4 separate regions of the Mus musculus genome follow, and regions 2, 3 and 4 are each linked to region 1. The links are chromatin loops, found by intact Hi-C in ENCODE. Cell type or tissue: left cerebral cortex. All regions are shown on one strand. Links, peaks and the distances in the headings refer to the core of each region. The heading gives the core; the rest is flanking DNA. Region 1 overlaps Ctnnd2 (catenin (cadherin associated protein), delta 2). Region 2 holds the start of Ctnnd2 (catenin (cadherin associated protein), delta 2). Region 3 has its middle 140 kb from the start of Gm23033. Region 4 overlaps Ctnnd2 (catenin (cadherin associated protein), delta 2).

Region 1 (7,804 bases), core at 1,929-6,928:
TGGGAAACTGTCAAGAAATGATAGAAAACAAGACTCAATAAAGAAAATAATCTCAAATGTGTGCTGGAGGAGCAGAGAGTGAGAGAGAGAAGAAAGAGGAAGAATTGGCAAGAGATATCGAAAGCCTGGTGGATCGAGGAACAGGAACGCTGTGGCAGAGCCCATCCCGAGTCACTTTGAGAGCTTTTACATTCCAACACAGGTCTTCCATGTATGCTCTAGTGCTTCACCGCGCCTCTCCCGACCCACAGTGTTCCCATCTTATTCTGTCAGCACACAGTGTTCCACCCTTGGCATGTGTTTGGATGTGTCTTCTCCAGTCTGCACATGTGTCTCTGTTAGAAACTGACCCAGCTGTCAGGACGTGGCCAGCTGTGACATGTGGCCAGATGCGGGGGGCGTGATCAGATGTGGGGGAGTGGCCAGATGTGGGGGCATTGTCAGTTGTGAGGTGTGGCTCAGGGATGTGGATAAGGGCACTTTGCTCTGAATATCTCTTTGTACCCACATGTCTAAAGTGACATTCTCTCTCATTGTTTCTCATCCATAGCCTCACCTTTACCTTCCAGTCAAGGAAACATAGATACTCTTTTACAAATACGTGTCGCTAACGGGATTTTCATCAGCCTTTATTTTTCAGTTATCAGGCTACCTGACTGAAATGCTTAGTTTGATCATTTGTTTTGATCTAACATGTAGTCTAAAACTCTTCGTCGTTCTTCTGAACAACAGTTCCTCAGGGTGCAGATTGAATAGCATCACCCAGAAGGCCATGTTGCAATCTGCATCCCTGTAATTTGTGGATTTGACCCTATGTGGATAAATGCACTTTGTAGATACATTAAGTTAATATATCATAACGGTGTGACTGAGCTCTGATCTAGTGACCGGTACCTCTCTCTCAAGAGGGGATTTGGGAGCCAGATCTCCTGAAGATAGGCAGATGAAAAAGGCAATGTGAGTTCAGGGCAGACACTACAGTGACACATCCTGGCCAAGGAAAGCCAGGCTCCTCTGCCCAGGGAGCCGGAGGAGGTAGCTTCCCTAAACTGGAAGCAATCTTCCTTGAACCTTTGGAGACAGAAGGACCATGCTGACACCCTGGTTTCAGACATTTGCCTTGAGAGTGTGAGATAAGAAATCCTGTTGTTTCTACCACCCAACTTGGCAGTATGACTTAAGCAGGCCAGTGCCTGACATACTTGTACAAGTGCCACCACACATATTTTAACTATCAAATCTGCTTAACTAAGAGACAAAAGCAATGAAAACTTAGTTTATAAAATATTTTCAAAGAGAAATATTTTAAACTTACATACTTTTCTGAGAACTTTCATACTATTTCATCTGATGCCCTCCACAACTGAGCTTTGAACAGGTAAGTTAAACTAGATTTAATGAAACTATAATAATAGATACTTTAATGGATAACATATATAGATTATTTATAATGTGTCAGGTCCATGATGAAGACTTAATAACTATACTACAGATGCATATGTACATGCATAAGATTTACACATATGAAGAAGTCTTTTTCTTGTGGACAAATAATAAGTATTTTAGACTTTACCCGCACAAAGTCTCTGTTACAGTTATTTAACTCTGCCCCTGTGGCAGAAAAGCAGCCACAGACAGATGCAAACAAATGGGCCTGGCTTTGTGTTAATAAACCTTTATTGAAACAGACAGCAGGTGGGGCGGATTTGGCCAGTATACTGTAATTTGCTGACATAAGCTGAAGCTATCTGGGAAAGTTATATAGTGTTCACAGGGGAGGGAACTGAGATTGAAAGGCAAAAATCTTCTGTGAAATCATACAGCTTACACACAGTACTGGGCATCTATCAGCTGAACTCATTGGTGTAGCCACTCAGTCGTATGATCATCCAGGAAAGAACAATTTCCCACTTTGATCAAATGCATGTTCATTAACCAATGAACTTTCCAAAGTACTTCTGATATCTTTATTGTCCTCAGCAAAAGAGAAATTCAATGGCTTGTCAAAATAAAAACAAGTCCAGGCTAAGTTTTATCACGTCAGAAAAGAAATTAGTGCAAATGTCCTAAAGAACTGACAGACACTGCCAGAGAAGATCTAGGGAATGAGAAATGGAAGCTGATGGCTGGTCGTGCTTCAAACACTTTATGCATGAGACCAGAAGAAGAACGTGAGTGAGAGAAATAGGAAAACAGAAACTGAACAGATCATTCGCAAAACACAAACTACAAATGGCCAACGAGAAGGTGGGAAGTGTTCAGCATCCTTAGTCAACAGGAAAAACCACACTGGTACTGCAGTGAGGCTCCATCTTGCTCCGGTCTGAATGGTTATCATCGGAAAGATAGACAACAGGGGGCACTGTGAGCACAACCAGTATGGAAGTCAGTTTGGAGGTTTCTCAGTATGAAGAAGGAAGATCTCCCACGTTATATAGCTATGCTCCTCTTGGATATTCACACAGTGGAATCTAAATCATCGCCCACATAGATACCCTCACATTCATGTTTACTGCCACCCTATTTATAACAGACAGGTATCAGAATCAGTCTAGGTACCATCAACACATGGGGGTGGATAAAGGGAGGTGCGTGTGCACAGTGGAGAACCATCAACCCAAAAGGAGAGAAAGACGCCATTTGCAGGAGAATGGGTGAGACAGAGATCATCATGTTAACTCACAAAACAAATAGGACACTTTTTCTCATATGTGGAATATAGGTCTCTCCCCACCCCCACCTCTCCTCTTTGTCCTCCCTGCCCCCTGCAAACATACACTAAATGGGGAGTAGGATGCCAGAGGGCAATGGGGTGGATATGGTTACTATCTTGAAATGCATTTGCTTGTACAATGAAGATAGTCTAAACGTCTATTAAAGAAATCAGGAAAAGCCTGGTGTACATCTCCTGGACTCCACTGGGTTTCAAGCTGTAAAGCTAGCATAAGGACGTCTTTAAAGCTCAGTAGTATCACTAGAAATGGATATGCTTTCCCACAACGACGTCTCTTCTTTCCCTGCACAGGGGTCAACCTCTGCCAGCACTTACAGGTGTGGCCTTTTCTGTTGTCAGCACAAATGCTTTAAACAGCTGGATCTGTCGGATCTCTGTTCCCTTCATAGAGGAATTCCCCAAACTCCCCTTCAGTATTTGGCTGGATATCAGTCATTCTCAGAAGACATGTAAACATTACATTTTCTGATACTACTTGCAGAAACATTCATCATTCTCCCTATGTATGCTAGCTTTTAAAGCTTTCCTCTTAGTTAGCTGGTACTGGGGTGGGGCTTTCATAGTGCCACTTTACTAGTAGGTTTCAGAAATCTTTATCTGGCAGATATAGATAACTGATGTGCCCTTCATGTCAGCGCAGCAGGCCACCAATGCCATTCTTGGAACTGGTAACTTTGAAGACCACTTGGATTCTGTAGTCACATGTAAGTAGAATTTGTTTCTTGGAATACATCTTTGGCTGAACATTTGAAGTTGTGCCAATGGGTATTTTTCTCATTTCCATAATTATCAGAAATACGCACAAAAAAGCATAAAGCCTAAAAAATTAACTCCATAACCATACTTAGAACTTACAGTTGCTAATTGCCACAGCATGTAACTACCTTCTGTAGTGAATGCCACAGACTAGTGGAATTAAATTGATTAACCAGTCACCAGTGATTATTTTTTGTGCCATATTGAAACTGTGTACCCAAATGGATGAAGAACACTCACTGCAGGGTTTCCCCATACCTGGGCTTTCTGGGTACCTTCTGCCTGGGACCAAGCATCTTTAAAAGATGGAGTAACTGATTACATCTCTGCCTCCCCTTTACCTTTCACAATTAGCGGCACACTATTAACTTAATGCACATTTATCTACAACAATTCAAGTCAGACTGTGAGAGAATCTTCCTAGTCTATAATTACACTCCAGCATAATTAGCATAATTTCCACTGCACATATTTAATAAAGAAGCTGCCATCGCAGGTTGGCTTCCCATGTGGAATCTCTTCCAGAGAACAACACCAAGAGGAGACCAAGCCTCCTACTTTTAGCTGCCACGGATACGCCAAGCAGATCTGACACTGCTTTCTGTGAGCGATGAATCCTCATCATCGAAGAGGATGAGTGTGTGGGGATGGGGGGGGGGGGAATGGAGTTCCCCTAACAGGCCACTGTCTACCGAGGCACGTACAGCTGTGGGCCTGCTCTCAGTAGTTACAGTGGTGGCTAATGGGCAGAGAACAGCATCACTAGATGCTGGGAACTGACTACCTCCATCTGCAAACGCCAATACTACAGCTTCCTTTGGCTGTGCCTCTCCAGCATAGCCATGAGTGCCACAAACCCAGTCACCACCAGTGACCACTAGATGTCACCAGTCGTTAACTGAGACACAAATAAAGAAGCACTTTAAGAGATTTCTACCAGCCACCAGCTCTCTTGCGTGCGTACAGCCCCCTTGTGAGAGACTGATTAACAAAGAGAAGGATCCAACCCATTTGCTCAGACCTGAAATGTCAAATTCCCACCATGAAAATTTAAAAGACTGCATACATTTGGTACGTGTGTGACAAGTTTGTCCTGATAATAAGCAAAGCAAAAAAGAAAACCTGCGACATAAATGTCATGTTTCCCACGAACATTCTGTAAAAGGACTTAACAAAAAAGGGCTCTCACCAGTGGGGACATTTTAGCGAGATTCTTTCTTATGTCTATGGATTTAATACTCAGAGAAAACAAGAGACATTTTACTCTCACGGTGGTGAATGTGAAGTCGTGTACAAGAGAGAAGGAAGAAATCCCCATGGTGGGACAGAAAAATCCCAGTCCCTGCAAAGGAGTTATAAATGCTTGAGCAGTGGCTGTAAAGTTCCAGAAAATGCTGCTTTGAATGTCAGCATGGTCACCATTGAAGGTGGGATGCAGAGAAGGTGGACGAATTGGGTCTTCAGAGACATGAAGGGGCAACAAGAGTGTAGGTCTCCTCTGTGTCCTGCACATTGGCTCTTCCAGAGGCACTGAGAAGGTAAATCATGCAAATCCGTTAATGGCGACCAATGCACGCATGGAAGCATCTAGAAGAAACCACTAAGGCTTCAGTAAATGTGTGTGAGCATGCTCAGAGGTGCATGCGCATTGTATGCGGGTGTATGGGGAGGTTAAAGGTCAACCCCGGGCGTTGCTGCTCAGTGATGCTCACCTTCTTTTTGAGACAGGATCTCCTTTTTCCCTGGACCTCATCAGTTTGACTGGGGTCAAAAACCCTTTATCAACCAAGCTATCTTCAAAGCCCTAATAATTATAATTCTGAGGAATAGACTGAGTGAGTTAAGGAGTCAATTCTGTCACGTTTCTACTTCCTTAACTTTTAAAATGGCCTAGGAAGCACATATAAAATGTTACATAAAAGGTGCTATAAAATGATGGCCCATTGATATCATTATGATCTTTACTTTTTCTCACAGAAATACACTTCAACACTGAGAGTTCAGAAGCCTGTAAGCACTTGCATTGGTGGCCTGTCCTGGAAATTATTTTTTTTTCCTTTTAATATCCAATTTCCATGACACTGAGTTGTGTGTATTTTGACTCTTTTAAACATTTGCACTATTGCAAGTGCTTGCTAGCAACATGCTCACAGGTCACTGGGGAGAGAAACCAACTACGAATGTTTGCTTTCCTCGGTGATGCATTTCATACTCTACTGCTTTCTTTGAGCTTTAGTAAACATTTAATTTTAAAAAGTTATGTATATGTATATGTGTATATATATATATATATATATATATATATATATATATATTTGTGTATACACACACACACACACATGCATGCACACACATGTGCACATGTGAACCTAGTAGGATTTTTTCCATTACATTTTTTCTTGAAGTTTTGACATCCAACTATTCATGTGTATGACCAGAGACTATATGTATGTGTATGTGCATGTGTATGTATATGAACATATACACGCACACACACATACATACATACATACATAAACACATACATACAGTCTGCAAAGGGTAAATACATATCTAAAAAAAACACCTCTTGTTGGAAAGAGTTACTGTCTGAACTTGCTCTCTGCAGCTCCTTACAGAATGATTCTTACAGGAATAATCCCCATGCCCCACAAATGGCAGACATGTTCAGAACCACATACCCACTCCGAACTCCATATTATAAAACCATCTACTGATGCAAATTTTAGACGTGGAATCTTGAGCCGTGTGACTGTGTAGATCCTGGGAATACTCTCCACGCAGCAGTTAATGTCAAAACATTTTCCACTGAACCAAAATCAGAAAGTAAACCTCCACAATGAAACGGACGAAATTTGAACTATGCCCTCAATTTTGAGTCAACTTTCCATGAATACTAGGATATACTTGAATTAGTTCCTTTAGGGACTTCCTCTAAATGGGGTCATTTTTATTTTTATTTTGCTCATGAGCAGAAACTGTGAGTACAGTAGGGGTTTTCTCCATTATGGTTTTTTTTTTCCCCTGAAGTTCTGACATCCAGATACTCATGTGCATGCCCAGAGGCTCACACACTGAAGTGGTATGCTATATAATCAATCTATAGTAAGCCTAATTGCTGGAGAAATACACCATACAACATGTGACATGGGCTGTCAGATATATGATTGTATTTCTGTAAGACCATTAAGTATGTCCAAGGAAAACAATGTAGTACAAAAGGGAACATAAACCTGATATTCTAATGCTTAATTTCACATTTTCTTATCCTTCTCCAGTGTCACATTTCTGGTTAGACGGATTTTTACATGTCTGGGAAACCAAAGATAATGCAAAGCTCATGGAAAATACAGGATCCGGCTTCAGTACAGGGCACCGTTAGAAGCAGCTTCAGGAGGGATCAAGCTCCTTTCTCCTTAAATGGGTAACCAGCATTGTGCTTCTGGGCTGTGTCTCTTAATACTTTCTTTGTGTGGCTTTATTGGATTATTGCAACCCAATCCTTATTCCTTATTATCGTGAGAAAGCTTAAAACAGCAGATAAGAAGCCTCCAATAATAACACACTAGTAGACAAGAGCTAACCAAATACTAGCTGGCATAAGTACCATGTTTAACCAAAATAAAAAATATTTTTATTTTAATTAAATTGTGTTAAGTAATATTCCAATAATTACTAGGCCTTAGCACTTGGCGATAAGATTTTAAAACATGTAAGCTAAGAAAAGGAGCATGTTTTAGTATTTTAGCTTTATGTTTTAAGGTATTTAAACGGATAAGCTAAATATGAAATATTAACACTGTTGCTCAACTTGCCCAATCTTACATTTGTTAACGTATAATTAAGTAAAAACCAATAACCTAGTGGGAGTGGTACACTGAAAGGTTCTATTTATGCGGTTCTAAATCAATTTTGAATCACCTTTTGTGATTATTTAAAGGGCTTCACTGCCTTTGAATGAGTTGAAGTTTACAGTTTAGAAAAAAATACAAACAAATGCTTACATGGATGTGTGTGTGAATACATGTGACCTGTGTGAGTGTGTACTGACCACTAACTGTCTGAGAAGGTGGGCAATAATCTCTTTTAAAGAGTAAAGTTAGATTAAGAGGAAAAAAGTTTTATGATTTTAATTTTAATTAGTGATTTTTCTGAGTATTTGCCTTCCTTACGTCCACACATATTACATATTTCCAGAAAACAAACAAAATAAAAACAGCAGCGATAATGGTAACATTGTCTGCTTTGATATAGAGCATAATCTCATAATCCACGGGGGCTTCATTGCTATCAGATTTTATATTCTGATGAACA
Region 2 (7,804 bases), core at 1,250-6,249, 570 kb after region 1:
TTTGTTCTAGCCAAACATCGTAATGACATTGAACATAAGGGCAAAAGACTGGAAGGAAGTCTTCCCCGCCCCCACCCCGTCTTCTCCGGTATATTAGGGACGTCATGAATGCAACCGGGTTGCTCTGGAGGGTGGCGGGGAGCAGTCGGTGTTGCCCTATATACGCGTCCTCCGAGGTAGAGGGGTGGCAGGGAGGGGAGCACGCGGAGAAGCCACTTGGTAACCGCTCCAAGAAAGACACTGACCCCGGACCCCGTTGCGGGGAGAGCCGCCTTCCAAGAGGGGAGCCGGTAGGATCGCGGTCCTCCCCCGGGGCAGACAGCACCCCACTGCCGCCCGCCGCCACCCCTAGCCCCGCTGGAAGCGGAGGACCAACCCCCACCGGCGGTGAGCAAGAGGACGACGCCCGGAGGATGCGCCCGGCTCCAGCAGCTCAGCTAAGGCAACTCACCGAACGGCGCGGCGCCCGACTGCTTCCTGGCGAACATGCACCCGCCGCCAAAGACAGCTCCTCAGTCGGGGGAAAGGCGTGCGCGCCGCCGCCCGGCTTCAGAGCAAGGTCCTGACCTTGCCCAGCTGCAGCATCCTCCGCTTTTGTTGTCGGAGCGCGGCCGCGGGACAAGTGATGCTGGCGGGGAGCAGGGGCGAGCGCGGCAGGCGAGAGGCGGCTCCCGACGCGAGTGCGCAGCGCCCGGCCCGGCCGCCCCTCCGAGCGCGGCGAGCGTAGCGCCCCCTGCCCGACTCGGCGGGCGCCGCGGGATGCTCAGGGTTCCGCGGGGCTCCCCGGGCTCGGGCCGGGCTACCGAGCCGCCGCGCCCGCCGCTCCGCTCGGCCGGTTGCCGCCGCGGGCGCGAGCCTGGGCCGCCCTGGCGCCCGGCGCCGAGCGCTCTCGAGCTGCGCCCTGCGCGCCGCCCGCGCCACCTGTGTCGCCGCCGCCGCCGCCGCCGCCGAGAGCGAGGCTCCTCCCGCCGCGCGCCGCAGCTCAGCCTCCGGCTCAGCCGCGGCGGCCGGCTCCGGCGCTTGGCTAGTGAGCGAGCGAGCGTCCGCCCCACCACCGAAACCTGCCCCGGGTGCGGAGCATGCCCAGTGCCGCCGAGAGAGCGCGGCGCCTCGCCACGCGAATTCCACTTCTGGTTTTCGCGGCGGCAGCAACAGCAGCAGAGATGGGAGGAGGCGGCTCAGGTTGGGAGAGGGCCGCGCATCCCCGGGAACAGACAGCACCCGAGATAGAGCCTACGCGGAGAGTTGATTCTGCGGGGCAGATGTTGGTCTGCAAAGGGGCAGCGATTGAGGGGTTTTAGAGTAGCTTGTGAGTTAAGGAGAGCACCGGGCCAGCCATGAAAGCTAGTGGATGGGGGTGGATGTTCTTGTAGATTCTAGGGTTCCAAAGCAAAGAACGCATGACGTCTGTGAAAGGTTCTTTCGTAGTGTTGGGGCCCCATCTCCACCACCTCCTGCTCTGATTATGCTTTATGCAAACTCAGTCTGGTTTTAAAATCTGGAATATGAGTAAACTTCCTACAAGGAAGACCCTTGCTGGATCTAGAGCTTTAATGAATTCTCTTCGTCTTCCTGTCACGTCTCACCCAGTTGTCTTCTTGGACACCTCCACGACTGTTTTCCTCTTCTCTTCCATTGTCCCGTGCTAAAATGAAAACTTTGCTCCTCCTCCACTGACCGCGGTGGAGTCTGTGAAGCTTGCTCCATTTCCAACTGAGATTTCCGAATGTCTCTCAGTTAGTCAGTCATTAGGCAACACAGAGTGCTAAATCTAGCAAGCAAAGTCACACTATGAAAAGTCTTGTTGGAAAACGAAACCCATGCCAAGTTCCAAGGCAGGCAGGCCCTCAGGACCTTCATCTATGTCCCTGTGTGGCTGCAAAGTCTGTCAGTCACATGCAGGACAAATACGTCCCATAATTATTCCACCAAAGATCCTTACTTTGAAGCCAGCCCACCCCACCCTACTCTTTCCCAGAGCCATTTTCTGAGACACAGATAAATGGACCAGGAACCCCGAACTTGTAATAAGAGGGGTTCCAGCTTCAGTAATCTCAGGGACATTTCTATTCAGTTTGCAAGAGATTATCCAACAAGGTCAAAATGCTTGCATTAAATCTGAGATAGCCTCTATTATTCTCTGGAGTTAGTGAAAGGCTGAGGCAAGTGGAAAGAAAAGTTAAGCAGACTAAATATGTAAAGGAACAGACAAGAGATTGAGTAATGACTGTTCACAACAGGGAAATGTGCACCGTCAGTCATTCCATCTACCTCTAGTAGGCTCAGTCTCACTCCCAAAAGTTGTTCTCCAGTGTAGGTTCTCCTTCGAAGCTGGTGTGACATTAACATAGCCTGATTCCTGTGAGGGAAGATATGTGGTCATTTGCAGGTTTGGTTTTTTGTTTTTTTGTTTTTTTGTTTTTTTTTTTCCCACATCAGCTTCAGTTGAATCTGGAATTTGGGGCTTGTAAGGCACACCAGCTGTCACATCTCGTGTGTGTGTGTGTGTGTGTGTGTGTGTGTGTGTGTGTGTTACATAATAAAAGATGCGCTTAGCCTCTGTGTGTCTGTTTCTGTTTGTACTTGTGTGATTTGTATGTGCTAGCATGTGTGAGAGATACGTGTATGTATGTATGTGAGGCATGTGGTCTATGTGAATATGTGTGCTGATGCCCGGAGACCAGGGAGAACTCAATAATGTTCTTTTCTGTCCCTCTTGGCTTTATTCTTTAAGACTTGGTCTTCCACTGAACCTGTGAACTTAGAGGCTAACAAGCCCCCCAAAACCTCCAGTCTCCAGGTCCCCTCAAGACTTGATTTACAGGTGTGTTACATGGCCTCACCAGTCATTCTATGGGGGTCCTGAACTCAGGTTCTCAAACTTGCAGAACAAGCACAATTACTGAGCCATCTCTCTGGATCCCTGTTTTTCTCCTTATGAATTTTAAGGAGTCAGTAAGTCAGTGGGGACAGGGAAGAGACTAAGACAAAATCAGATATCGTAGTAGGTGCACAGATCCTATCCTTATAGCATATACATATGTTTATATCCAAAAAGATCCAGTATGAGAGAAAAGTTGTTTGCTTTGCTTTATGAGAAATCGCAAAATTCCCATTGATTTATTGATCGCTATGGCAACACCCATGATCAGTCCCTGAAGAACTTCTTGTGGTAGGTGTGGGATCTTTAAGAAGCAGACATGCCCTAAACAACAAGGATTTCATTTACTCTTTGATGCACTTCGTTGAAACATTTATGATTTCTGTCCTTCCAGATTTATTTGTAACTGGAGATATTATTAAGTTCACAATTAGATAATGTGAAAACTAGGGTGAAGTGTTCCTGTGTGGTGCTGAGCCTTCGGACGACTCGCTGCTGCCATCTTTTGCTTGCTGCTTCTGACAGTTCCAGTGAGGAGCAGAATCCTAAATTCACACATCCACTCTGAGTCCAGAAAATTGTTATTCTGGTGGTTTCGAATTATATTGATCAATGAATGCTACATGGCAAATCGTTATTGTCCCTCGTCTGTTTGCACATCATTAGAGCAACGCAGTGTAGAAATCACATCTCAAAGCAACACGTTTCTCTTGATTTTTCAAAATCAACTTAAAATATGAAGCAAACATTTTTACATGGAAGTTTGGCTTAAGTTTTGAGAATAAAATGTATTAATGAAACACATTTTGTAAAGTCATATGTCAAGTTTTAGAGTTCAGATTGTGTTGACTTTAGAAGAAAATCTCTTTATTGGTAAAATATCAAGATAATGAAATTTAACTAGGAAATGGTGGTTTGACATTTTTAAAATGTATTACCTGTTGATGTTTGTTGAAATTTAGAAGTATAACTAGATGTCAACAATTTTATTTCTGTCCTGTATTTAAGTACCAATAGTTGTGGTAATTTCTTAAAATTTGTAATTTATAGGCAGGAGCAATGTCTCAGAGGTTAAAACCACATACTGCTCCTGGAAAGGATCTAACTTTGGCTCCAGCACCCATGTGAGACAGTGTACAACCACCTATAACTCGTTTAAAAGATTGGACACCTGCTTCTAACCTCCACATGTACTGTATTCTCATGCAGATACATATAGACATATAAATGATTAGAATAAATCTTTTTTAAAATACCATTATTTAAATTCTACAATGAAGTTTCTGTAACAGTAACCCATCTGTGTAATATGACATCTGACTTATATGATGAATATTATTAATAACAAGCATAAAAGATACAGCATGTTACTTTAGAATGATACTGCGAAAGAAAGAGAGAGGGGGGGAAGGGAGGAAGGAAGGAGGGAGGGAGGGAGGGAGGGAGGGAGGGAGGGGGGAAGGAAGGAAGGAAGGAAGGAAGGAAGGAAGGAAGGAAGGAAGAAAGAAAGAAAGAAAGAAAGAAAGAAAGAAAGAAACAAAGAAAGAAAGAAAGAAAGAAAGAAGCGATTAACTAATCTCCCTTAGCCACACTTGCAAAGAGCAGGGCCAGGGTCATTTGATTAAAAACTTTGCACTCTGAGTAGACTCTCTTATTACACTAAAGCTCATATGATGGGAACATTCTTTCATTCTTCTATTTGTTCATTCAGAAAATGCTTATTGAGTATCTACTGTGGTTACTACTGGGATAAGTTTATAGAATCAATAAGGAACAATAGAGCAGATGATGAATTCCCTATGACTATAAACTAGGGTTATTGAATAAGAATAGAAGAAAGCATCCGAGGGGGAGATCCAGCAGAACTTATGATTGAAAACATGCTCATCCTCACCCCGTGTCCTGCAGCAACTCCACACTTCCTTATCCTTCCCAAGCAGCCACCAAGTGGAGTCCAAGTGTTCAAAGGTCTGAGCGTATGGGTCCATTGTCAATTATACCCCTGCAGGTAGCATGGGGAATAAATAGTGCCTGAAGTCCTAACACAAAACCAGGAGAGGTCGTATTCGGTAAGAGCTGAGTTCTTCTGATATACAATGAAGTCAGGTCTTATACTGACAGAAAGACTCGGGGCTCAGTGAGGGGTATAATAAAGTCCCTCACAGGTATCGAGGTCACGGTTTGTTCTGAAATCTCTGAATTCTATGTGGCCTGGTAGATGTAGAAAAGGACACACACCAATCATCAGAAATGGACTGTGGATCAGGGGTCTAGGCCAACAGAAATGGATGACTTCGCTACATTTACGAAAATACATCATATTGCAGAGATGAGGCTGGAGAAGAAGCTCTCCTGGATGCTGGAGCATAGCCTGTGGTGGTCACTCTTGCTGTGATAATACACCATGACCAAGGCAACTTACAGAAGGAAGGATTTATGTGGGCTTATGGTTCCAAGGGGTTAGAGTGCCTGGTGCAGCAGTGAAGGCATGGTGGCAGGAAGAGGACAATTAAAACTACCTTGAGATGCTAGCTTACACCTGTCAGAACAACTAAGAACAATAAAACATCTGACCACCCATGCTGGTCAGGATGTAGAGTGAAGTGGAACACTCCTCCCTTGCTGATGGTAGCACATCTTTGTACACCCACCATGGCAATCAGTGTGGCAGTTGCTCAGGAAGATGGGAACCAATTTTCCTCAAAGATCCCGCTGAGCTACTCCTGGACATAAATCCAAAGGACTCTTCACCCTACTGCAGGGGCACTGCGCTACCATGCTCATTGCTGTTCTATTCACTTATAACCGGAAATTAGAAAAAACCAAGATGTCCATCAACAAATGAATTGGTAAGGAAAATGTGGTGCATTTACATAATGGAAGACACAGATAAATGGGTTGAACAAGGAACAACTCATACTGAGTAAGGTAACCTAGACACCGATAAACATGGAATGTATTTATTTATATCTGGATGTCAGTAGTTAATTCATTGCCATATAGCCACAGAGGTTAGGTAGACAGCAAGAGAGTAGGGAGGAGGGATGTATTTCCCTAAGGAAAATAAATAAAGTAGACAGTTGTGGATGCATGAGCGTGGGGCAGGAATAAGAGAATCAAATTGGTAAGTGGAGGGAAGAAGAAGACAGGCCCAGCTAAAACTGAGGGACATTTTGAGGGGTGATATTGAAATATATAACAGTATAAATTTACTTTAAAAACCAATTTAGGAAGACAATTGAAGTGAAATTGCCCTAACTGTCCATCTCTTGTCACCAAATGAAGCTTCCAGTGCCAGGAAGGAATGAGTTACATCTAACCAAGTTGTTGGCCCAAGAGCCCCCTTTAGAATGCCCAAACAACCCAGGCTATTGCCAAGGCTCTTAGTTGCTTTCCTCAAACTTACAGTTAGGCTCTATTGCTGATGGAGACATCTATATAACTCATTAAACATGAAGAAGTCAAGCTAGTACCTAGCTGGAGACTTCATCTCTACTATGCAGTATTTAAAGTAATGGAATGTGCTCCCTCTGCTACCATTGGACAAAGTAAACACCAACACAGCTAGATAGTCTTTGATACGCAGTAATGATGTACCTGCAAGATACACAGTGCATCGGGGGCCCAAAGCTTGTGGGAGTAACCAACCAATCAATATCTGATTGCATTTAGGAGCCACTCCATAAGATGTAACCCATCCCCTATGCTGTTCAGGTGGCAAGAACCTGAGACTGGACAGGCCAGGGACCTAGAGTAAAACTAAATACTAGTTTTCAGCTAAAGAAATGTAGCCATAAAGTGACTCCTAATAATATTCTGTTGTGTTCATCCATCAGTGCCTTGCTCAGCCATCATCAGAGAGGCTTCCTTCTGCAGTAGATGGGAGCAAACATGGAGACGTGATGATATACAGAGACTGAGAGTCTTTGGAACGCTTACTCTTAAATGGAATGTCTTCAGCAACTCCATTCCCAAAAGGTTCAGGGAATCCTGAAGAAGTGTCAGAAAGAATTCAAGGGCCAGTGGTATGGAGGTTACCAAGGGAACAAAGCCTTCTAAACACAGCAGGACATGACCAACTCACAGAAGCTGTGGTAGCATGCACAGGGCCTTCATGGGTCTATGCCAAAATGGGGTCCCAGTGCTGATAGAAATGGACACAAGTACCCTTCTGTAGGCCACATGAGATTTCTAATTTACAATCACTCACAAGTTGAAGAAGAAGAAGAAGAAGAAGAAGAAGAAGAAGAAGAAGAAGAAGAAGAAGAAGAAGAAGAAGAAGCAGCAGCAGCAGCAGCAGCTTCCTCCAAAATTCTCACTCGGTACAAACACTGTTAAGATTTAATGAAGTTTTAGTTTCTGTGCCCACAAGTAGATGGCCAAATACAAAACAAACCCAGTGTCATCTATGGAGGTTCTTTGCCTTGTAATGTTTTGTCAGGACATCTACCTATCTATCTATCTATCTATCTATCTATCTATCTATCTATCTATCTATCTATCTATCTATTTATCTAATATATCTATCCATCATTCATCCATCTGTTTTACTGTACAAGTCCTCTGTGTACATATTATGACTGTTGGTTTTGCGATTTGTATGAGCTTCCTGTGTGTGCAAGTGTGTATCTGCTACTGTATCCATTTCTTATGTTTTATTTTGCTCTTTTTATTCTGTGTGTTTTATCCCATTGTGGAATTGTTTATGCTTTCTCTTATTTTATTAGTATTCTATCAATCCCTGTCTGTTGTCTAAAAGGAGACAGAAAGGGTGCAGATGTGGCTAGGAGGAAAGATGGGGAGGGTCTAAAATGAATTAGGGGAGGGGGAAGCGAGATGAGACTATATTTCATGAACAGAAGTGTTTTCAAAAAAAGAAAACTAGGGAAAAAGCTTTATCGGGTGGAGGTTTCCTGTAATCTC
Region 3 (7,804 bases), core at 1,713-6,712, 710 kb after region 1:
TCAGTCACCATGGATGAAAACCTCTGAAGAGAGAGACAGAGAGAAAAAATGAAAGAGGGCAAGTGAGCAAGAAGGAGAGAGAGAGAGAGAGAGAGAGAGAGAGAGAGAGAGAGAGAGAGAGAGAGGGGGCTGTACTTTATCTAAGTACAACATTGTGGTAGTTCTTGGCCATAGGGAGTGGTGCTATTAGGAGGTGTGGCCTTGTTAGAGAATGTATTATTGTGGAGGCAAGGCTTTGATGTCTTAAATATTCAAGAGATGCCCAATGTGAAACAAATACTGTCTCCTTTGGCCTTCGGATCAAGATGTAGAACTCTAAGGCCCTCCAGAACTGTGTCTGCCTGGGTGCTGCCATATTTTTCTGCCATGATGATAATGGACTACACTTCTGAACCTGTAAGTAGACCTAATTAAATATTGTCCTTTAAAAGTGTTGTCTTGGTCATGGTATCTCTTCACAGCAATGGAAATCCTAACTAAGACAAGCATCAACATTATTACCTCTGATCCATGAAATCAATCCATTACTATTCAGACAAAATTCTGAAATGTGAACACAATCTACCTTAGATAAACACAAAGTTATTATGATGCTAATAATATGAGTTGCTGTTTTCCAGCCAGTGATAAATTTTCGTTCAAAAATGTTCTTTTTTTTTTAACTAAACAATCTCCCCAGATGATAAAATACAGCACAGAGTGTTTCTTATGTCATGGTTAATTCCTGTATGTGTTGCTGATTAATTGTACACCCTAATATTTATGCATCATTTCATTACTTGCAAAGTTTCTTCATGCTTCCCTTTTATTTCATTTCACTTCAAATTAAGAGCAGTCATTGGCAACCAACTTCAGGGATGCAGAAGGGAGTCAAAGAATAAAGCGATGTAACCAATATGAAAATACAAACTCATTTTCAGAGCAAATGATTATCAGTAACCTTCCCTACTCACTAAACACATCACGGTCATTTAGACAGGATCTTCCCATGTGCTTACCTGTCTTGCTTCTGTGAATCTTCCCAGGAAGATAGCAATGCTCCCAATTAACTGATACAGTGTCTGAAATTAGCCCATGTAAACGCCAGAACCTAAATTAAAACCACAGTATTTCACTGTGGGCTATAAAATATCTTCCTGCATCCAGATTAGGTATTTTCCTTCCTCATTTAATAGTCTATATCAATGAATTTTTTATGATGAGAGAAGAATGTGGGTTCATATTTTTCAGGTCAAATGATTAAATATAAAATAATTTATAGTTGGTTCCTGGAGATTTCTGTTGACAGTGTCTTTTTTAAATAACCATTTTGAATAGCAATTTTCTGCCAAATTACCAATTTCTCTTCCCTGCAGTGTATTATAACAGCAGAGACAGCTCCTGGTGGAGCTGATTCAAATACTACAATATAAACAAACTGGACATATTTAACACACATTCACTGTTATTTAATTTTTTATGAGAGATTTCTCTTGGACAAAATTTGAATAGTAGTGCAGAAAAGAAAACCTGTGGAAGACCCATGATTCTCAACTACTGGTTTCAAAATACTCAAAAACACTTAAGAAACCATAATGTCTTTTTCTTATATCTTAAACCTTAAAGGGTCTAAATATAAAACATTCGGAAGGAACTCTGTTTTTTTTTTTCTTCTTCAAATAATCAATTCTATGTTTTTCTCATATTGCCCCAAACTGGACAACTATATCCTAACCCTGCCATTTGCCACAGCTCAGGAGATATTGGGAAAGAGGAGGCAGAGAGAAAACTGGCCCTGCCACTCTTATGCCAGGAGGTGACAGAGGTGCAGAGGCGATGCGCTCACCCCTCACCACCTGTCGCAGCCATTGGGAGATCTGGCCCTTGAGTCGTGAGAGCTGGTAGGTTGGCCTTTTCCCTTACCAGTTGCAGCACCCAAGAGAGCAGCTGTGCACCTTGCCTGGGCAGCTGGATATGAGTGCAGGGGAGCTGACCCCATCACTTGTCTCCTGTGAGTTGGTGTGGTTGCAAAGCAGTCAGGGGAGCTGGCTCAGCCCTTCACTCTGTGGGCTCCTTACCTCAACTGGGCAGCACAGTAGAATTGGTTCTGGAGGCATAAATACAGGTGAGGGTTTGCGGGCCTGAGAGCAGGAGAGATGCACCTGACTCCTGTCAATGGTGGCTTTAGGTGACCAGTCAGAGTAGTGCTGGAGAGCTCATCCTGGTGGATAAGGAAGATCCTGCATCTCAGATACCATCTCAACCCAGATCCAGGGCTTTGAATTGGCCCACCCCCAAATCTGTATCATCTGTGAAATTGAAATGTTGAGACATGTGACAGGCCTGTCATAACCAGGAGGAGTCCTGGTTAGGAGCTAGTATTGTTGGTGTCACAGAAACCAAGCCAACGTCATTGCAATGAACATTTAGCAACGGAAGATGCGTAGACACAGGGATATATATATATTACACACCATGGCACTACGGTTTCCATGATGATATGTCTTCTGTGCTTTTGTTTGTTTGTTTGTTTGTGGTATTCATTTATTTATTCTTGGGAGGTTGCAAGAGTGGCGGTGGAATCTGAAGGGACAGGGAGATGAATGTCAATGGAGAAATGTTTAAAAAAGAAAAACAGAGAAGAATATAATAGCCAGAAGGTGGAGAGAATGCTATAAAATACTGGCTGTGGTCATGACCTGGCTGTCATAATCAGGAACTCACAGTAGCTATGGTTACCAAAGTGATACAAGATCAAGCCAGCCAAAGTTCTAGCATACATGAGTTAGAGGATATCTAGGCCCCGCCCTTTCCTTAGGAGTCATTGGCAGTGGATGGTTGCTGGCAGAGGGGCATCGTTATTGAGGGTACACCTGCTGATGATTCCCCATGCTGCAACGGATGCCCATGCACAAGGGGGTGGTACCAGCAGGACTTAGTAGGCTATCAAAAACAAAAAACAAAAAAACAAAAAACAAAAAAAAAAAATCAAACAAACAAAAAAAAACTGGGAGGGATGTATGTTGGGGAAATATGAACAGAATTGAAGAGGGTGGGTATATATGTGGCACTGTTTCATTACATGCATATATAAAATTCTCGGAAAATAGTTAAAAGTCAAATTTAAAATTAAGTAGTTTTCTTAAGCCCTTAAAGTTTAGAAGTACTAGGGAAAGGCACGAAGGAAAATTCATCTGGGATGATGTGTGGAGGTTGCTAAGTGACACGCTAACGGACTGCAAGTGCTGGTTTAATACAATGGTGGAGTGGAATAAACTGAAACCTCATGGAGGAGAACAGATTAGATGTGCTTTGCTCTAGGAATCAATACATATCATAACCACATATGTTGACAAGTTTCCGTTGTGTTATTTCAATACCTCTGAGGGGAGATTTATTAGGAACTATTACTAAAATGAATTTTTAATGCTGAGGTATTGATCCCAGCGTAAGGTATACACCGAAGTAAAACTCAGTTGTGATTTTTAGATCGGTGATTCAAAAGAGTGACTCATCTCATCGCCGTGGAGATTCCAGGGGCTTAGAAGCTTCAACAGCAGAACTTACATCATCCAATTACAGGAATTTACTCACAGCAGTAGACATCAATTAGATGGAGTAATCTGAAATACAATAAAATGATTGGTTACTTCTCTAATATTGTCTTATTTGACGTGTAAGAAAAGCCTTCATAATTTGTAAGCAGTGGTGTTGAGGCCAACAGTGTTCATGCACATGTGTCTGTGCATGTCTGTACATGTATCACATGTAACCAGAGATGATGAGGTCAACTGCTCATCCTCAAAACTTTAGCTTAGCTCTGCACATGTATCTGTGCATGTCTGTACGTGTCTGTACATGTATCACATGTAACCAGGGATGGTGAAGCCAATAGTGTTAATCTATGGACCTTTAGCCTAGCTCTGCTCATGCATCTATTTGCCCATAGTTTCCTTACAGTTATTTATTCCAGAAACAAAATTCATTATTTTAGGTGCATGGGACAATGTGGTCATGCGTTCAACTCTTGAAGAACCTACTAGTGGGATATGCTGGTTCCATGTGCAGCACTGCCCTCTACTGGGCAAGGAGAATCCTTATGCTGTCAGTGGCTTGCTTAAAGACAGATTGGTAGATAATTCACAAACAGATGACACACAATGAACTACCAATGAAGAGACTGAATAAATTATTACAGACTATTACAATGTTCAGTTTGTACATCTAGCACGCTAATTTATGTTGTGGGATGTTTTGAATAAACTGATTTAATTTAAGAGTGAGAAGCCTGTGCATGATGTAAGGTTTTCACTCACATCATTTAAGACTTAAACATGGGAAAGGTGATTGGTGTAATGCATTAACTACTTGCAGTATTTAGGACCAAGTCATACTGAGGAGGAGTCATGCTATTTGCTCGGATTCTTGATTAAGAGGTGGGGGACCAACAGACTTCATTTCTTTTATGCCTGTCTGTTCCAATGTAGGGCAGAGGGTATAGAAATAAATACTAAAGTAAGACTACTTCTTAATATAAAACAAAAAGGTCAGTGTGCTCCCAAAATTCAAACTGAAGTCATATTGAGTAACAATAGAAAATTATGAACGTTTAAATAAGTATACTTAAACTATTTTAACATCCTGGACAATGGTTCACATTAGATGTCAGAAAGTCCACAGGTAGCCAAACACCCACTGGGGAATAACATCTCTTTCATTGTTTTCACGACAAACATTCTGATGAAGTCCACAGTTTTTAAAAATGTTTATGACAGTTTAATATTTGTCTAAACAAAACTTAGGAGATAAACCAGCTGTTCCATAACATACTCCCTTATAACGCTTATGAAAATACTCCATAGAACTTAAGTAGCAAATTGCTTTTTAAGAAATATGTAAACTAAGGTGGGATTCACATCTTTCTGTGAAATCTTGGAACAACAAGAAGGAATGAACTTATATGCTAAGGAGGGGCAAAGAGTACACAGGGTACTATGATATCTGGTAGATTACTCATGGGAAATAATTTCTGTTAAATCACTCCTTAATTAAAAGAAAAACCACCTAAGAGTGAATGGTCACTGGTTCACTCCAGCAAGGATATCTTCTTTATGATGTCTGTCAAGGATTCTTAGGCATAATGGCAGTCCAAGAAAGTTGTACCTTAAGCAGGAGCATATTATAAGAGTTCCAGAGACACTTAACATAATTTACAACTTCTTTAAACATCATGTCTGCTGTGGTAATTTGGTAGGTTTTTTTATATTGTGTCTGTCTACTCCGTTTTCCCGAGCCTACTTTAAACACTGTGACACACTAAATTCCAGTGAACGCCTGGGAAGTAAAGAATGTGCCACAACCAGTCTCTCAACACCTAAAATGGTTTTCCATTAAAATGCTTTAATCTGAAAACACACATCATTGACATGAGACCCTGTAGATCCTGCTCCCGCTGTCTTTCCAGGTGTACACAATGATGGTGGATATGCGTTCTGTGTATCACAAAAGTCACATTGTATGTATCACAACAGTCACATTGTTAGGTATCTGCTTCATTGATACTAGAGGTCTTGTTTAGAGAACATGAGAACATGGAAATAATTTATGTGATCTGTAAGAAATATGGATATGAAAGAGTGCCTTTTTCATAATCTCTAACTAAAGTCCAGCACTTTCGTATTTACAGATACAGTGGCACAAATAAGAGAGACTTTACCATATATAAAATGATCTTCATTTTATGCTATTTTTTTCATGTTGCAGACATTCAAACTGTCACTAAGTCACAATTAATTTAAATGGCAGCGGCCACTTGAAACAGTACTAGAGTTAATTACATGATATCAGGTAATAAAATCCACAATGCAGCATGTGCATCTTCATATTTATTTTTGCAGTGGCTGCATGATTGTGTTTAGAGCTGATCTCTTCATCATCACATTTAGAGTCTTCTATTTAAGAACAGTACAGTCAGGCAACATTTCAATTGAAAAAAAACTAGAAGGTTTATTTAAAAGACTACCCTTGAAAATCAAAGAAAAAGTCAGTGGATGTAACAGGAAGGAAATAGCAAGCTGCTGAAAGCTGGGATAAAAGCTGAGATCTAAAGGAGTGATAGATAGATGGAGAGAGATAATCAATTCTATTTATGTTTATGTATGTCTGTGTAAATAAATTCCATGTGTGTGTTGATGCCCAAGGAAGCCAGAAGAGGGCAGTATATCTTCTGAAGTTGGAGATACAGACATCAGACTCAGGAGCTGAGAACTGTACTCAGGTCACCTGGAAGAGCAGCAAGTGCTCTTAGCTGCTTAGCAACCTTTCTACCCCATCAGAAGCAAAATTTAATAGTTACCAGAGAGTGTGTTTGTGAACTTTACATTTCTTTAAAATAAGAGTGACCATGTGTAGCCATGGAAACCATTAAAATGTATAATTAAAAATGTGATTACAGAAAAGTGTGCCAAGAATTTATGGCGAATGTAAACTTAAGCAATTAGGGAGAAAAAGACCTAGTTATGTAAGAAGGTGTCCCAGTGAGACATGGGCTATCTCAGCATCACCAGGGATGAAGTTGCAAATAAAAGTACTAAAGGGGGATTAGTAGATTCATGTGAGCAGTGGGAAGCTCAGAAGTTCAGAGGACAGATATAGGCAATGATACATTTAGAAAACAATCAACAAAATTGACATGTGTGTGTGTGTGTATGTGTGTGTGTGTATGTATGTAAGTCAAACCTTAATCATAATAATAAATTTGCACTGATCATTTGAGTAATGAAAATTGATTATATTATGAACAGCTTAAAACAAGATTATTTCCGGGGACAAAGAAACATGTCTGGCATCAAACTTGCATGCAGTTGGGGATTATTTTGGACTGCTGACCCTGTGCTGAGCCATCATGTCTGGTTTGTGGAGGAGACTGGAATCCAAGGCTTTGTGCATGCTAGGCAAACAGCCTATCTATCACCTTGCTATGTTCCCAGCCTAAAGACTGAAATGACATAAATCTCTTGAGAGTGACAATGTTACCAAAACTGACAGAAAAAAAAATGAAAACCCGAAAAGTCCGACACGAAGCACAGTGATAAATTATGCGCTAAGCATCTTTACACGTTTAAAATTTCTACTTTTCAAAGTGTTGCCATCGGAATAATTTTCTGGTCTTTGTCACACATAAATCTTTTTTTCTTGGGAATTCTGTGTTAAAAGTCAGTAGTGTTTTGCAGGCTAAACCTACAAAATGTGAAGATATTTAAAGAATAAGGAAAATAAAATGAAGCTTATACACATTGGAATGAAATGAAGTTACAAGACACAAAAAAGTGAGGTTGAAGAGAAAAATTATAAACCACACCATAATGTTAATATATGAGGCAAATGAAATAAACTTTAAAACATGTCAGAGTATAAAAGCACCGAACATAATAGGAGTAAACCAAGAATCCCACAGATCTTGCGGAGTACCGTCACTATAGAGAGAACACATCTTTGGCTGATTTATTTTCTTAAGTATCAGGGAGTGCAGTTTCCAGTCTGGCAAGTTTTAAATACCAGCTTTTCATAGATACAGACTTGCTTGTTTAAGTAAAGAAATAAAGGAGACCCAGTGAGTATCATCAGATAGCTTGTATCTCTCACCCACAGTAATCATTAGCAAGGTTACTCCATTTGTGTATGGCATTACACAAATGCCCACAATTCTTTTTTCTTCAAAACATATTTACTTGGGTGGAATTTCATATTATTATAAGGATGTCAGTTCTCTGTTGTTTAAATTTAAAACAGTCATAAACAAAATTAAGAATAGGCCTTTTTGGAA
Region 4 (7,804 bases), core at 1,658-6,657, 310 kb after region 1:
AAAGAAAAAAATTTTTTTAAATTTTTTTAAATTAGGTATTTAGCTCATTTACATTTCCAATGCTATACCAAAAATCCCCCATACCCACCTACCCCCACTCCCCTACCCGCCCACTCCCCCTTTTTGGCCCTGGCGTTCCCCTGTTCTGGGGCATATAAAGTTTGCGTGTCCAATGGGCCTCTCTTTCCAGTGATGGCCGACTAGGCCATCTTTTGATACATATGCAGCTAGAGTCAAGAGCTCCGGGGTACTGGTTAGTTCATAATGTTGTTCCACCTATAGGGTTGCAGATCCCTTTAGCTCCTTGGGTACTTTCTCTAGCTCCTCCATTGGGAGCCCTGTGATCCATCCATTAGCTGACTGTGAGCATCCACTTCTGTGTTTGCTAGGCCCCGGCATAGTCTCACAAGAGACAGCTACATCTGGGTCCTTTCGATAAAATCTTGCTAGTGTATGCAATGGTGTCAGCGTTTGGATGCTGATTATGGGGTGGATCCCTGGATATGGCAGTCTCTACATGGTCCATCCTTTCATCTCAGCTCCAAACTTTGTCTCTGTAACTCCTTCCAAGGGTGTTTTGTTCCCACTTCTAAGGAAAAAAAATTATCCACTAATGCCAAAGCTACAGAAAAGCAGAGATGAAATTCCTTATTAAGATTATTTCTAAGAATAAAAAATTACAAACTTCTAAAGAATTTTATGGTCAACTGACATCAGCCTATGTTCATGACTCCACTCCTCTAAGGCCCAGGCATTCTCTCCCCATTGCAGCATGCATTACTTGAATGGATGCTCTTCCTGTTTCATGTTGGCAATGCCAGTGAAATATATCAGTGGTCCAAAACACTTCTCTGTGACATCTCCTAAGAAGATTCATCAATGTCAAAACACTTCCATTAAAATCTGTTTTGGTTTTGAGTCATATTTATTTTACTGTCAAGCATCTGTATACCAATTACAGCGTGTGGAAGTAATGAGATTAAAGCTTAACTTTCGTCTTCCCCACAATCTTGTGGTATATAAATACCATTCAGGAGGTTTACATTGAAATAATATTTCTAAAAGTCACTGATTAATGATTATAAAAGCCATTTATGACAGTTGCAAGTCAACCCCGTGCTTCCTTCAAAGTGATAGGAAAAGGAACGGTATAAAGACCAAAATTCTGTGGGTTTCAGAACCAAGGCACAAACCGGGAACTGAGGGACTGGCCATACCTAAGTCCTTTTGGCATTCAAAATGATGCTTTATTATTTATGCATTAGATGAGCTTTCTCTGTCAAGAAATTCACTGCCCCTGTGTTGAATTTAATTCTTGTATGCACAGTTATTAAGAGGTAACTGTCTTAGTTACTTGTTGGTTGTTTTGCTAATACATCATGACCAAGACAACTTTTGAAGAAATGGTTTATTGGAAGCTTAGAATTTCAGAGGGGGAGTCCATGACTATCATGGCAGACAGCATGATAGAAGGCAGGCAGGCCTGGCACTGGAGCAGTGACTGTGGGATTACACCTGAGATACAACTATCAGGCAGGGAGAAAAAAAGAGCTTCCTAGAAAGATGTGTGTGTAGGGGGTGAAAGCCCAAAGCATATCCACAGTGACACTCCTACTTCACAAAGGCCATACCTCCTTACCCTTCCCAAACAGTTCTACAAACTGGGGGCTGAGTAAATAAACACATGAGCCTATGGGAGCTACTCTCAGTCAAACAACCACATTCCACTATCTAGACATCATAGACTTAGGATCATGTCATAATGACAAACGGCGTTGGTACAGTTATCTAAAACCCCTAATCTTTCAGTCTCAGTCCAGTTTCAAAGTCTAAAGTCTCTTTTGAGACTCAAGACAATCTTCTATTTGTAGATTCCTTTAAAGTAAAAGTGGAAATTACTACAATACACAGAATTTACATTATTATTTCAAAGGGGAGGAATGGAGGCATGCGGAAGAAATACTACACCGAATCATGTGACTATAACCTTGCATACTTTCAAATCGGGGAGTTCGTGGAATTAGATGTTGCTGCCACTGGTTCCTCAGCTCCAGCTTCTTCCCTACTACTCTCCATAGCCTAGGATAAAATTTTGATGTCACAATAGTACAGTTGTCTAACTTCCTATAAAGACACCAGAGTCTGACAACTTTCTCCATTCCCTTGCCTCTCAACAAAAATATTTATTCACACTTTATCAGATAGACTAACTCCTTTCAGTCTTGAACATTGCTGTATATAAAGTGACTCATGGGAAACATATTTTAAACATATTGGTAGTTAAAAATATATAGCAGTTGAAAATTCATACTTATTTTCAATAAAAAAAGTTTAGGTAATTTCTAAAAATGCATTTTTGTTTGTAAAAACAGTTTAATTATTTTAATTATTTACAGAGGTCTTGATTCTTGAGAGAATCATTATACATCTGATTGGCTATATGCCTCTCACTGTTTAAAGAGGCTCTTGCTATGTAGTGCATGCTGTCCTTGAACCACCCTTTCCTGCCTCAGCCTTCTCGGCTACAGGATATGCCTACTAAGTTTACCTATTATGTAGATACTATATTTAGTGAGTTAAATGAACTATTCTTAATTTTGAAAGGTACATACTGATGCTCAAAACTGTTTAGTATGTTCCTGATGTCTGCTTTGTTATGAGGGTGAAGAAAGAAGAACACTGTATGCCTTTTTTTCTTCCAGCCTAATGATTCACTTCCATTTCAGTCGACCAAGATGGCGATGGTCCAGTGATGTAGGAAACAAGACCCAACAGAACCATTTCTATTTAGATATAACTGAAGAAACGACTTTGGAAAATAATTTGGTGTTTACTTATTCAGATGAACTTTAACTCTTGGATACATATGCAACATATAAAAACTTAGAAAGTGTGAACCTTCATATACGTAAAGGCATTTTATTTTATTTCATTTATTGCAGTTTTTGAGGAAGGATTTCTCTGTATAGCTCTGGCTGTTTTGGAATTTACTCTGTGGAACAGACTGGGCTGAGACTCAGAAATACTCCTGCATCTGCCTCCCAAATGTTGTGACTTAAGGCATAAGCCACCATGCTCAGATTTAAAGGTTATTTACACAAGCAGTGTGTGGAACAGCAGTCTCACTAGGGAATGTGGATCCTGGGAGATGTAGTTTTCTTTATAGCCTGCTCCCACTACTATCTTCCTGGGTACAGATTCAATGTGACTAATCAAATGTATGTTTCTGCCACCACACTTTGTCTGCTTGCTGCTAAGTCTTCCCTACCAGGATGGACTGTATACCCATGAAACTGTAAGCCAAGGTAAACCCCTTCCTCCTTAAATTGCTGTTTTGGGGATACTTGACCACAGCAACAGAAATGAACTGAGACAAACAGCAGAAGCTAGGAAATGAGTTAGGTGATTATAGGAAGATGAGCAAAGTAGGACACAGGTCACAGGATGGAACGCTCTGGACAGTGCACAGATTGTAACATGTGGGCTTCTGAATCCATGTGCTGTCATTTGCATGCAGCAGTATGAGACATGGAAGCTGAGACAGAGAGCATCCGTGTGAATGTGGCCGTTGCATCACCACTTTGTTCCTTACTTCATTCATCTCTACAGTGGACAGAGTGGTGTCTGTTTTATAAGGTTGTTATAAGAAGTGTGTGTGTGTGTGTGTGTGTGTGTGTGTGTGTGTGTGTGTATACTAAATGATCGGAATGAGTAAAGATGGTGAATATGCATTTGTTCTCAACTTATGTGTCTGTCAGAATATAGAAAGATTAAAGTAAATACTCAATATGTGTCATTTTCATACTTTTGACTCTGCCTATGAGATAAAATTTTTGTGTCTCACAGAGTAAGTACATTGTTCTTTACAGTAATAGATCTGTTGATGGGTTTACTTTACAAAAGTAGCACTGGCACATCCAAGAGCACACGTCAGCTATGACTCTGCATTCACTTACAAGGATGCTGTGTTCATTAACCACCCCTGGAAGTAAATTCCTCTAGCGCCCTCTATAGCTGGGTCCTGGTACCATTCCATTCTCCCATGTACACAGTCCATACAGCCCATGGATGTATGGATGTGTGTGCAGGTAAGACCAAATACTTACAAGGGACTTCATACTTGAACCCCCTACCCCTTACCCATATGTTTTCTGTCAGTTGACCTGTGTAGGTTTATTAGTGTTTGCTTACAATTCAAGTGTAGATGCAGGAATTTGACAACAATAATTTTGTGTGATGACAATCATTCTCCAAGCTGTTATTTTTTTATGGGTTCATCATAGTGCCAAATACAAGTGGTAATACAATATGAATACAACAAAATGGCTCATAGCCTTGGTTCTTGCTTAACATGGACAGGCTGAGAGATACAAGCCATTTCCCAAAACACCTTGTAGGAGAGTATTTCCACAAGTGGGTGAGAAATTGAGCATACTGAAATTTACCATAAACTAAATTTTATCACAGCTGAAGTAGAACAAGATTGACTTTATTACCTGAACATTAAAGCCATTTATACTTTAACGGACAGTGTAAATTTCTTAGAAAGAGGAGGATGAACAAATCCCCAAACTGCTTTACCAGGGATTTAGCTCTCTTTTCTCTGACTGGTAGTATGTATATATGTGTAAGTATGTCTCTAGTGAATGTTGTGTATATGCATGTATAGGTGTATGCATGTGTGCGTATGTGTCTATTTGTTTATAGATGAATGTGGTATATGTGTGGTTTGTGTGTGTGTGTGTGTGTGTGTGTGTGTGTATGTGTGTGTGTGTGTGCCTATGTGTGTATGGATAGATGTGGCATGTATTTTGTGTTTCTGTATGTATGTACCTAAGTTTATGGATAGATGTGGTGTGTGTGTGTGTGTGTGTGCAAATGGATGCATATACGCATGTGTGTATAGATACATGTATGTGCACATGAATGTATGGATGTGTGAGCACACACATGCATGTGTGGTACCTACATATGAATTAAGAAACTCAGTTGTACTAACAAACTGTAAAACAATGTCTACTGCTCATCAGTCAGTCTGTTAAGGGTTTTTTCTTTGATTTACACATATCTATACATAATCTCTACATCCTTTATCATGTGTGCTCTCTTCAATCCATGACTTTTATTCTTCCATTTAAAGCTGGCCACACTCAACTGATGGTGCCTACTTCAAGTTATCCTAAGAGTAGTAGAGTGACGTATACTCCAGCAATCATGGGACCACGGTTCCTCACACTGCCTGCCTGGAGGTAGATAAGCCCCTCTGCTGGGAAGCTGTACACACAAGTGTATCGCTGTGCTATGACACAGGGTTGAGGATAAGCACCAAGAATCACTTCAGTGAAGGCTTTGCAAATATGTGTGCAAGACACTGACAATACCAAAAACAGCTTCATGCATGTTAGTGTGAGATTTAGACTCAAAGTAGAGGACTTGGTCACTGTCTCCTTCATACCTCACTGTCATCTCGGCTGAGCAGTTCAAGGATGCCTCTTCACAAGATTCTCTGCACACATGTCATATACACACCACACACAGAGTACACACACAGCGTACACACACAGCACATACACAGTATCCTCACATCATATACAACAGTATACCTATAACACATGTCACACATACACACAATATCCCTAACACATACCATACACACCATGTACTAATTGCACACTGTATATAACAAACCTTATAATGCACACACACTGATAACACAACACCATTTGTATACCTACAGCACATAACACAAAGATATACACCAGAAACACAGTATACTCACACTACACGCCAAAAAAATACCACTTACACACACACACACACACCACATACCATACTCAACTACACTCCACACACACACAACACTTTACACATTATAACCATACCATATGCTGCACACACCACATACCACACACAAACTCAGAGACCATATATGTTGCATATGCACACATATACACCAAACTCACTATATCCATACAACATATCAAAATATAAACTACATATTAATATCACATTACCAATACACACACTCACACAGATACACACTTCTCAAAGATCTTGGACTCAAATGATAATATGAGAAATTTCAGAAAAAATTTACTGCCTAAGACTTCTGCTTTTTTATACTTTTGAATCATATGATAAAACACCAAATCATGAGCGTTCACCTAGAGAGTTTAGGACAGATACATGCTGCTGCTGAGTCTTCACAGTCAGTACCTATAGTCTATCCCAGTTAAAAACAATCATGACCACCACAGCAGGACTGAGACGAACGTGTAGTTATAGATGAATATTCTGAGTCCTCAGTTTTATAAAAAATCTGATTTAAATATTCTCTAAGATACTGATTTTAGACAGAGCAACAGAAATTCTAATAAGCACGTTATCCAACAACTGAAAACTATATCATGCGCATTCACTATCCTTATGTTTGAAAGTCAGTGCCTTCTTTAAAGAGTTTTACACTGTGACTTACACTGTGACTACACTGTGGCTTAACCTTGACTATTCAAGTGGCCAAGCGTGGTGGCACAGGCCTGAAATTCCAGCACTTGGGAGGCTGAAGCATGAGAACTGCCCCAGGCTTGAAGTGAGCGGGAGGCTAGCACATCATATGGCCTGCCTCAAAAATTAAAATAAATAAATAAATAAATAAAGTCCTAAAACTGAAGAGTTCGAAACTCATTCTCAGGGTGCTCTCTTTTTCTTACCTGGTCCTACGTGCAATGTAAGGGTAGAGCTGATTGTGGCACAGAACCACTGTTTGTTACCTAGTATTCGTATTCTTAAAAATCAGATGAGCAAAAAGAATCTCTGCTGATCAAAAGCAATCTGCACTCCCAACACGGGCTGCAATTAATAGGTTTTAAATTTTGAGTGTGTTCATATGAGGGCTGAGCGGGAAATCTGAGCATTCCACCCAGATGGCGCAGGCATTCTGGCTTAGGTAAGGATATAAAAATGACATTATCTGAAACATCCCGGCTTCTTGATGCTGCACAAGTAGCTGGGGCTCTCTAATCCCCTCTACTTATCTCAGCTAGAGTCATAACCCTCCTCCATTAACTACTGGTGCCATCTGTTGGTTCGAACGGAATGGCATCCAAACTGGTGGGTGTTCGGATGCCTCACAGAAGGAACGTCTTGGGAGTCACCTTAGCGTTTGAAGTTTGAAATGATCATCTCTGAAGTTCTCCCTGGCTTGACCTCTCCAGCCTTCCACACAGAGCGTGCCCTGCTGGTGTCTTCTCTCAGGATGCAGCTTCCAGTTTATTTTAATTTGAGTTGAGAACAAATATAGAACACTTTATGATTTTTTTTGTTCTTTTTCCAAAAGCTGTCTAAAGTAATGTACCAAAGGGATTTTAAGATGAACACAAAGATCTTCATAAATGATAATTTATATCTTTTGATTTTTACGATATCATAAATCTTAAATGAATGCTTTTAAAAATAGAAGTAATATTATTATCACTTTGCTTCCTGGAGAGAATACTATGAATCAAAGTTGTGTCAGTTATATATTTTTAATTCTGATGATGCCTAGACAGTCTTCAGTGAACCTGGAGGGCTGTTGTTCCTCCCACAGCTAGCCTGCCCTAGAAACAGTAATGACTAGCTTCCATAGGGTACCCTCTGTAAGCGAGCTCAGCAGTGCAGCAACCCCTCTCCACCACAACCACTATTAAAACTCATATTTAGAGCTGTATGCCCAAACCTCCGTAATCCAACACAGTAGCCTGGAAACCAAGAGAATTCTACCCCTCAGGGCCTCATGAGGTTATTCAAACTACCCCATGTTCAC

What was found. Peaks named below come from ENCODE experiments on the same cell type or tissue, not always from the same donor. Only the 100,000 strongest peaks of a DNase experiment are listed, where the experiment ranks them.
Region 2: a loop joins it to region 1, with 3 times the contacts of the local background. A loop is called at or near these places in 6 of 42 quality-filtered maps.
Region 3: a loop joins it to region 1, with 5 times the contacts of the local background. A loop is called at or near these places in 12 of 42 quality-filtered maps.
Region 4: it touches region 1 in a loop (17-fold over the local background); 23 of 42 quality-filtered maps call a loop at or near these places.

The regions. Positions count from the first base shown.
Region 1 is chr15:30,737,474-30,745,277 of GRCm38, reverse strand. All of the region lies in intron 9 of Ctnnd2 (catenin (cadherin associated protein), delta 2), which reads right to left. Among named protein-coding and RNA genes, the nearest start is that of Gm41283, 58 kb to the right of the region's middle. In left cerebral cortex, for the core only: CTCF peaks have their summits at 2,303 and 4,371 (motif pointing right); DNase peaks (open chromatin) are centred at 4,034, 4,367 and 4,821; H3K27ac peaks cover 337 bases.
Region 2 is chr15:30,165,811-30,173,614 of GRCm38, reverse strand. Ctnnd2 (catenin (cadherin associated protein), delta 2) reads right to left here and starts at 1,081. Exons shown (of 23, transcript NM_008729.3): 1 at 452-1,081. The coding sequence starts at 488. It overlaps Gm31953 (a long non-coding RNA gene), which reads right to left and starts at 445. Exons shown (of 2, transcript XR_875097.3): 1 at 1-445. In left cerebral cortex, for the core only: a CTCF peak has its summit at 3,381; DNase peaks (open chromatin) are centred at 1,613 and 3,385; H3K4me3 peaks cover 614 bases; H3K27ac peaks cover 500 bases.
Region 3 is chr15:30,025,700-30,033,503 of GRCm38, reverse strand. No RefSeq gene overlaps it. Among named protein-coding and RNA genes, the nearest start is that of Gm23033, 140 kb to the right of the region's middle. In left cerebral cortex, for the core only: a CTCF peak has its summit at 4,063 (motif pointing left); DNase peaks (open chromatin) are centred at 3,527 and 4,041.
Region 4 is chr15:30,423,754-30,431,557 of GRCm38, reverse strand. All of the region lies in intron 2 of Ctnnd2 (catenin (cadherin associated protein), delta 2), which reads right to left. Among named protein-coding and RNA genes, the nearest start is that of Gm41284, 75 kb to the left of the region's middle. In left cerebral cortex, for the core only: a CTCF peak has its summit at 4,014; a DNase peak (open chromatin) is centred at 4,005.